Linked DNA regions of Homo sapiens: region 2 is linked to region 1. Evidence: chromatin loops called from intact Hi-C (ENCODE). Cell type or tissue: A673. All regions are shown on one strand. Links, peaks and the distances in the headings refer to the core of each region. The heading gives the core; the rest is flanking DNA. Region 1 overlaps LRP1B (LDL receptor related protein 1B). Region 2 has its middle 27 kb from the start of LINC01853.

Evidence for each region. Peaks named below come from ENCODE experiments on the same cell type or tissue, not always from the same donor. Only the 100,000 strongest peaks of a DNase experiment are listed, where the experiment ranks them.
Region 2: it touches region 1 in a loop (4-fold over the local background); 1 of 110 quality-filtered maps calls a loop at or near these places.

Annotation. Positions count from the first base shown.
Region 1 is chr2:140,958,718-140,963,126 of GRCh38, forward strand. The region is part of intron 18 of LRP1B (LDL receptor related protein 1B); the gene reads right to left. Among named protein-coding and RNA genes, the nearest start is that of MIR7157, 370 kb to the left of the region's middle. In A673, for the core only: no CTCF peak of the experiment used is centred there; a DNase peak (open chromatin) is centred at 1,814; H3K4me3 peaks cover 381 bases; H3K27ac peaks cover 2,494 bases.
Region 2 is chr2:140,142,677-140,147,085 of GRCh38, forward strand. No RefSeq gene overlaps it. Among named protein-coding and RNA genes, the nearest start is that of LINC01853, 27 kb to the left of the region's middle. In A673, for the core only: no CTCF peak of the experiment used is centred there; DNase peaks (open chromatin) are centred at 2,135 and 3,015; H3K4me3 peaks cover 899 bases; H3K27ac peaks cover 3,920 bases.

The DNA of each region.
Region 1 (4,409 bases), core at 151-4,150:
ACACCGTAGTGAAACATCAGGATCTCAAGAACACATGTATAAAACCTGAATTAACCTGCAACAATTTTAAATGTTAAACCTGGAGTGAGAAATTTACCCACCACCCCCACTGAAAAAATAAAAAGTGAGAACATTTTAGAAAATAATTTACCCACCCTCTCAAAGAAAACAGTGAACGTATATATGAGGGTTAGGTAGAGACAGAGGAACCAGAAAAATATAAGAGGGAAATCAAGAAATATCAGTCACTAAAGGCAAGAGAAGTGTTTGAAGGAGAAGGACAGCAGTGTTCAGCGCTGCTCAGATAAGTTAGATACAAACTTGAAGTGTGCTGCTCAGATTTTTTTTTTTTTTTGTAAGTCTATTGAGCTTGTCAAAGACAGTTTTGGTGGAATGGTTTAAGGGGAAAATAAATTTCCAGTATTAGTAGACTGAGTGGAAGATGGATACATAAAGTTTTATGCAACTTTTCCAGGAAATCTGAATGTGAAGAATGTAAGAATTAATGTGATCCTTAACGAGAGATACAGGATTAGAAGAGAGTTATATTGGTGGTAATCTTTCTTTAAGAGGGAAAATGTTGAACATACATACATAAATATTGATAGGAAGAAACTAGTTGACTGAAAAACTGAATAGGAGATTCAAGTTGCATTTTCTGTTTTTTTAATACATTTTAGCACAACAGAAAAATCTTCCAAGTCAAAGAATAAACTCATATCTAACAATGATAATTCTCCCTGGCAATTAAAATAATTACTACTAAAATGAATGTAGGTTTAATGTAGTCCTAAAGTTAATAATTAAACAATGAATTTAGATTTTTTATCCCAAGAAGTAATTAAGAAAATAATAAATTTGATAACTTAGAAATGCCAAATAACATGTGACAGATAAAATCAACAATGATTAATTTATCTATAATTTATATTAAAACTCAAAATACATGTGAAGTATCTCAAGTAAATTAATTTGGTTATATATTTTAAGACTTTACTTCAGGAAATTTCAGCCTTTTATTTTTAGTGTGCCTACAACACTACAACTTCCAAGAGAAAAGGAGTAAGACAAATTATATTTCACAGTGACAACCTTTTAAAACTACAGAAATTTCAAAAATGCATCATTATGTTATGTGGCATTTCATTGTTTTTCTCTCATTCAAATTCATACACTGCAATTATTCACTATAGCAGTATATAAGCACAAGGAATAGACACTTCAGGGCCCTGAAGTAGTAGTGAGGTTGCCTGGGGTACTTTTCGTTCAGTTTCATTTTTGCTACTTTTAAAAGTAGCATATTATTAAAATGAGTAATTTTTTTATCAATTTGCTTATACACATTGACTTTCCACTGAAAATAATACACCTTGAGATTCCTTGTTCCTAGCTCTGTGGTTGATGTCCATTTATAATTCTGATATCTTGACTCTGCTCAGGCTACCCAGGCAATTGCCTTTTATTTTTCATAAAAGGAAAGCAAAGCACTCAGGGAAAGAGAAGCAAATGACACTTCAAATGGATCAGACTTAACTTTGATAATACCCAAAATAGACAGCTTTGGTTATTACATCAATACTGGATCAAGATACGATTATAAATGGTTTCTAAGAATTCACTCTTATTTATTCTAGTTATAGATCTTTCTCCCAACATGTAAAAAACAACATAAAATTTCCCAAGAAATCAAATTATCAGTGAGCTTCACACTGCCAGATCCTGATTGCAAATGAGAAATCACAGTGTCATTAAGTGTGAAGCGTTAGATGTCACTAAAACTAGCACATTTTAAAAACGTTTCCTGACACAGGAAACATAAAAATCACTAAATAGAAAGAACGTTAAAAAAAGAAGCATGCACTCAATGAAAGGGGACCTACGAGAATTATCAGGGTTAAATGCAAGTGTAAGGCAGTATTACTAAACCTAGTCATGCCTGATAGCTCACACATGTTTACCAGTGTACATTTATAGTTAAAAGTACTTTGTCCTTATTTGTGAGCACTCACCTCTAAAAGTAAGATGTCCTAATATTTTATTGAACTCCAATATATGATTATTTACATATGAAATTATACACATCTGATACTATGGTCAATATTCAAAGATCTATTTAAAACATCTAGCAAGATTCAGAATTGAAAATCATTGTAAATTATTTAATGTGAAATTACATGACATGTAAACCAATATTTTAAATGATCTTACAGAATAAGATCAGCCTGACATTAACCTATTAATGGAATTAAAGAACAAAGGAGAGGGTAGTACTACTAACTAATAAAGAAGTTGTAGTTAATACAATTAACTACTCAAACACTGTATTTGGTGGTTTTGTGTTCTCTATTTAATCCTCATGCCAACAATATGAGATAGATTTTATGTTTGCCAATTTACATATAAACAAGTAAATACATTTCAGGAAAACTACCTTATGTTTTTACATTATCCTTAAGCAGGCAAAATATCAATAAGGATACATAGGATAGTAACAACAAAATTAATAGGCTTGATCAATATCACCTATCAATCCATCAATCTATCCTTCTATTTGTCAAAAGAAATTTACCACTATCAAATTTTAAAATATATACATTTTTCTTGTGTTCACAAAGGAATTCCATAAAAGCAATCATTTCCTAGGTCACAAAGCAGTCGCAATAGCTTCCAAAGAAAGAATATCACACAGACTTTTTCTCCTACCACAATGAAATAAAATCAAAATCACCCTTTATCTGAACATAAGGAAAACACAAATGATTGACATATATTCTTCCACACACAAATATTTAAAAAGAAAGAGTTACTAAAACACAAGCAATATTTTCATAAATAATTTTTGTTGTATATCACTTCCTAATGTCTTTATTAAAAATTAGAAATTTGACTATTTTTTGGTACTCCACACAATTTTTTTTCCATTTTCTCAATATAGTGTCACAGCTTTTAATTATACCATGAGGTAAGCATGTTTACATTATTGTTATCACAATATAATATTATTTTCTATAAAGCTGTGTAGTACATTTCTTTACTTGTACTTTTAATTTAAAGCTTTTAAAACTTTAAAACTTATAACTTAAATTATGTTCTAGTCAAGAGGAAGTCAAGAGAGGAGTATAATTTTCAGAAACCAAGAAATGGCACTTAAACATACTACCTTATATGCAAGTAGAGGTAATAACCAGGAAACTTGGCTAAGAGTTAAAAATACTTGCCACTGGCAATTATACAAAAGGTGTAGAATGATTACTATCTACTATTGTACTATTATACTATCTACTATTTTTTGTTGTTGTAAGCACCTATGTATTATCCGACTTTCTTTAGCTAAATGTATCTACATCAGTTTTAAAAATAGCAATAGAAATTGAATAGAGAATGGGTATGCACTGAACCTAGAATTTCAGAACCTGTAAGGATTCAGTGCTACTGTATAAGAATTTACATATACAAAAGCAGAGGAAAAGTATAAATTATTCACTTAAAAGAATGTAGCGATCTTCAGAAAATTCACATATAAGCACATCATGTAGAATTGTCATCTCCTTATTGAGGTTTTGCACACCACAACCACTATCCCCCATGCAACCTTCTAGAGCAGAAACTTTGCCTTTTTCCCCTGAGACCCAGTATCTAGAACACAGTGGCTAAAAACACCAGAGCAGGTCTAATGTGGACTCATATGAAAATAACATTGTAAAAAATATTTAGAGAATACATCAATAAAACACGATAGTGTTTTAAAACTTTAGAAGTTTTTAGTGTTTGATAGTGTTTTAAAACTTTAAACCCTATAGTGTTTAAGCTACGGTGTTCTGTAGCTTCTTCTCTGAAGAGGAGGTTGGCTCCAGACAACTCACAGAAGTTACACCACGACTGCCTTCCTGGCAGGGTACAGAAGGTCCTGATTTCACTCACCTCAGGCCTGCTCAAATTCTAGAAAGATTTCATCAAAGCAATGAGCAGCCACCAGTGATTCAAATATGGACATCTTCTCTACTGTGCGGGATATCAAACTACACAATGCTGTGCTTCTGGGATGTGCAGCAGTGGAAAGGTGTTTTTGTGTTGTTATTTATTTCATTTCGTTTTGTTTTTTGGTAGTTAGATGTGGTCATATTGCCAATGACTGAAAGGAACAAGAGAGAGAAAATGCTGCTATGGCTACACAGCAAATTTTAGCTCATGTCTGAGACTCTGCATCCAAGCAGAGGAGTCACTGTTGTAGGAAAACTGGACCCTTTAAAAAAACGCTGCAGGGAAATACAGAGGTAGGTTTAGACCTTACATATGCTGTAATGAAATATTTTGACATCAATGACAAAATGTTACAGTGGCAGAAATTATTTACTGACGTATTGGTTACATCTTAGGCAAAGATGCATATAGCTTCTGTTTTTAAAACC
Region 2 (4,409 bases), core at 167-4,166, 820 kb before region 1:
TCTATCTTTTGAGGATTTAAATGAGTTGACTCTTAATAGATCATTAAAAATAATTTTGGTGATCTATTGCTGTGTTATGTTTTGACAAAAACCTACAAAGGAATTTTAAAAATGGAGCAAACACTTCTATATCAAAATTTCTTCTGTGTTCACCTAATTATTTAGGTAAACAAGATTTCTCAGTGCTTACATCTATGAAAAAAATAACGTTAACTGTTCATCCCTATCATGCTAGCAATAAGTTAAATTCATCCATTAGTACATAAATCAGTTGGAAAAAAAAGCCACTGAAATGTCATTAAGACATAAATTCTACTGCTTTTGCTTGACAATCAAAATTTAAAATATACACACTACTATTTGTATAACAATAGTTATAACTGAATGCAGTGAAATATTTAACACAATTTTAATTATTAGGATCACAAGAAAAAATAATTTTCATACATGTATACTCATATTACACACATGTACATATATGTAAAGTTAGAAATTAGCCAATAAGCAATTTCAAACATTAATAATTATAGTTAATAGCAATGATATTCTATGGACTGCATAAAAAAGAAGTAGGAGTTTAAGGGAAACACACAGTATTCTAAAATGGCACATGCTCAAAGACCTAATTTGTTTGTATTTAAATAGGTTAGATTGGATATGAAATTATTATGGTATTTAGATTTCATTAGTTACATTTAAAGGAATAAAGAGCCAGTTTCATTTTTAAATGTCAATAGTTACATCATGGTGGAGACTATCTCCTTTGCAGGTACTTAAAATTATAATAAATTCTTAGATTTCTATCTTAAGATATTTGCGGGGAGCACATAGTTTTTCCAAATTATTTTTATACTCAAAGGGAAAACATTTGAACACTGTGCTATGGAATTCCATGTGATACTTAATACAAATAATGTAAATACATATGTATTTACCTGGAAAACTATCTGCAACATATTGCTTAATTGTAAACACAAGATTTTGAATGTACCTAGATGTTGAAATGGGACTTACCCTGTCTTGGTTTCTACTGACATATCAACTAAATTGTATTCATATACTAAAATGGGAATGTGAAAATTCCCCACACCAATATACAAAACCTACTAATAAGATAATTAAGAAATTGCTCAGAATCTGTGTTGATAAATGTGTTTAGAGTGTGTAAAAAAGGTTGAATTGTTGAGAGCTCCTATTGACAGCCTGCTACTGAAATGATATCTTTCAAAAGACAGGGGCTAGGGAGGACCTATCTTTTAATCCAGAGCCTACTGTATGAAAGGCTTTGAGCTGGTCACTCTAAGAGCTTTAAATATATTATCTGCAGTGTAGGACACTGTGGACTCCTCCAGGAACATTGAAAGCAGCAGATCTGCCTAAGGTATTAAGTTAAGAAGTTGGGAGAGGGCTGTCACTTTGAGGGTGACCCACATATTTTCTCAGTGGTTTGATGACCAAAAAATACATGAATGTTTTCTACAGACTAGTGTTGGACCACATTGGAGAAAGAGAAACACTTCAATGCTGTTTTCAGTCCTTCCTAGAAAGTGAGAAGACCCCAGTAAACATATTCTATGTAGGATAGACCATTGGTGAGCCCAGAGGCTGAGAAACAAGCAGAAAAATAGAAGGCATCATCTACATCAAGTTGGTTATAGCCAGGAGATCTGAAGCAATGGAAACCCACAAAGAGCCTTCCAAAGTATCCTGTATCAGGCAGAACGCTGAGTCTATATTGTGGTTACTAAATACAAAACAAAACAAAGAAATCTGAATAACTTAAAAACAACCAATGTTTATTTTTTACCCCGATTCTATCTATGTTGGTATGGCAGGAGTGGTTAATGAACTGGAGAGACCAAAAGTGGGTTTAATTGCTCATGCTCTCACTTGTGATTCAAGCTACCTGGATTTCCACCATAGAATGTTTCAAGTCAGAAGAGAGTCCTAGAATGCCTCACACAGGCAATGAGCTTCTCAGACTGAGAGTTAACACGTAGGTCTCTGCCCACAATCCATTAACCAGAACTAATAAGTAAGATAACATAAGAAGGCTATCAAAAAATCTCAGTAACATACTTCAAAAGAGAAAGAGTCATTTTCAACCACATTATAGCTGAGGAGTCAGAGTCACTTAAATTCTCTCTTTTCCTTTCTTCGGCCAGGAGTATTCTGAAAAAGCAGCTCACAATTGGGAGAACAGTAGGTTTTGGAGAAATAGCAGGAGTCAATGTCTTCTCTGGAAGTAGGCAGTCACCAGCTCTAAGCTTTTTAGCTGGAGAACAGAGTGAGGAAATTAATCCATCCTTCCTTCCTTCCTTCCTTCCTTCCTTCCTTCCTTCCTTCCTTCCTTCCTTCCTTCTTTCCCTCCCTCCCTCCCTCCCTCTCTCTCTCTCTCTTTCTTTCTGTTCTTTCTTTCTGACAGAGTCTCACTCTGTCGCCCAGGCTGGAGTGCAGCGGTGCCATCTCAGCTCACTGTAACCTCCACCTCCTGGGTTCAAGTGATTCTCCTGCCTCAGCCACCCGAGTAGCTGGGATTTCAGGCACCCACCATCATGCCCAGCTAATTTTTTTTTTTTTTTTAATTTCTAGTAGATTCAGGGTTTCACCATGCTGGCCAGGCTGGTCTTGAATTCCTGACCAATGGAATATCCGAGTGTTAGTTAATATTGTTCTACATATTTAATTTATAAATTGAAAGTTTTAATTTATTTTTAATAAAGTGATATGACAATCTGTTACCTACAAGTAAACATTAAATTCACAAGATATTTTTTAATCTACAAATAGGAAATACTATCACTCATTACATATATTTTAAAGATAAGAGACAAAAGTAGTTAAATGTAATAGTTAGAAGAGCAGTGAATACAATATGACAATATAAGTTCACATTTCTGAATATATATGCAAATTTTTAAATGGCAAGAGAAACATTAAATGGATGAGTGGTGACCAGCCAGGGGACACCAGAGCTGTTATGATTTCTACTTGATTTGATTATACAGCATTGTTTTGCACAAACAGTTTGTCATAAAATAAGTATAACATAATTACCAGGATCTACTTTAGTGATATTTGAGTAAGGAGGTCTCAAAAGTTGAAGTGTCACATTTTTGGAGTTTTCTTCAGTATACTTTCACAGGCAATAATCCATCACTCATATTTCATTGTGACCTCATTTTGTCCAATAGTAAGTGAAAGCATTTTTCTTATCTATCTTCTTTTTAAAAATATCTCCTCCAAATTAATATTTACATTTTGCATTTGTTATAAAAAATTTGAGACCTCATAATCTTTTAAAACTCTTCAAAAGTTTTTTAAGTGGCTATTTTTTCTAAAAATGTTTTGAATAATCACCTGCTAAAGATTAAGTACAATCTCAGTTACTACCAATTTTCTATCCTTACTATTCAAAGTGTGGTCAAGCAACATGGCCAGGGGGTCTACCTCAGACCCAGTGAATTAGAATCTGCCCTTTAACAAGAACACTAGATGATTCTTATATCCATTAGAGGTGAAGACTTTTTTTTCTAAAATTCATACCATACTAGAGCAAGATTTTACCTTTCAAAAACACCAACAATTCTACAAATCTCTAGTCTTAAAACTTTTCTAAATCTTAGGTATATATTGACTAACAGATATTTTCCAATTTCTTACATTTCTTATAATTCCTTCAACTTAATCTAGATTCTCATGTCAACTTATCATTGCGCTCATAAAAATGTCTAAACCATTGATTACTGATTATTTTCTTTTACTATCTATCATCATTCATCTACATTTTATTCTTGGCATAGAATAGATTTCACCATGTGTCATTATGATCACCTTCTTACAAATGTCCTTAACTCCTTTGCACTTCTCACCTTCCATATGTAAGTCTGGCAAAATCTGAGCCTATGTGAAACCTAAACATTTAGTTTCTTTTCACCCACACCCTTTTGCTCAAATGTTGTTAAAGCAAATCACATGGACACGCTGACTACTCTCACTTTAGGGACAGAACTATGAATCATAAATGGGCAACCAATGCTTCCAGGCAGCCTTCTACACTCTCCTTTTCTTTCCTTTGCTTTCCCCTTTTATGTCCCAATTAAATGATTACTACATCTTCACTATAATACATTATAACAATGCAGAAAATTATAAATAAGGAAGTAAAAACTTCTGGAATCTCAACAGGCTGAGACAGTCATTATTATCATTTTGATTGTCACCCTTTCATTCACCTATTTATGCAATTATAAATATATACTTCTCCATAAATGGAATTATACTATTTATGTTATATTAATGTAAGGTGACTTTCCCTCTCCTGCCCCATTCTTTCTCTTGCATCAGCACTGAAACTGTGATATCCCTGTCACTCGCCTCTATAGTTTCTCCTTCTTGTGTGTATACAC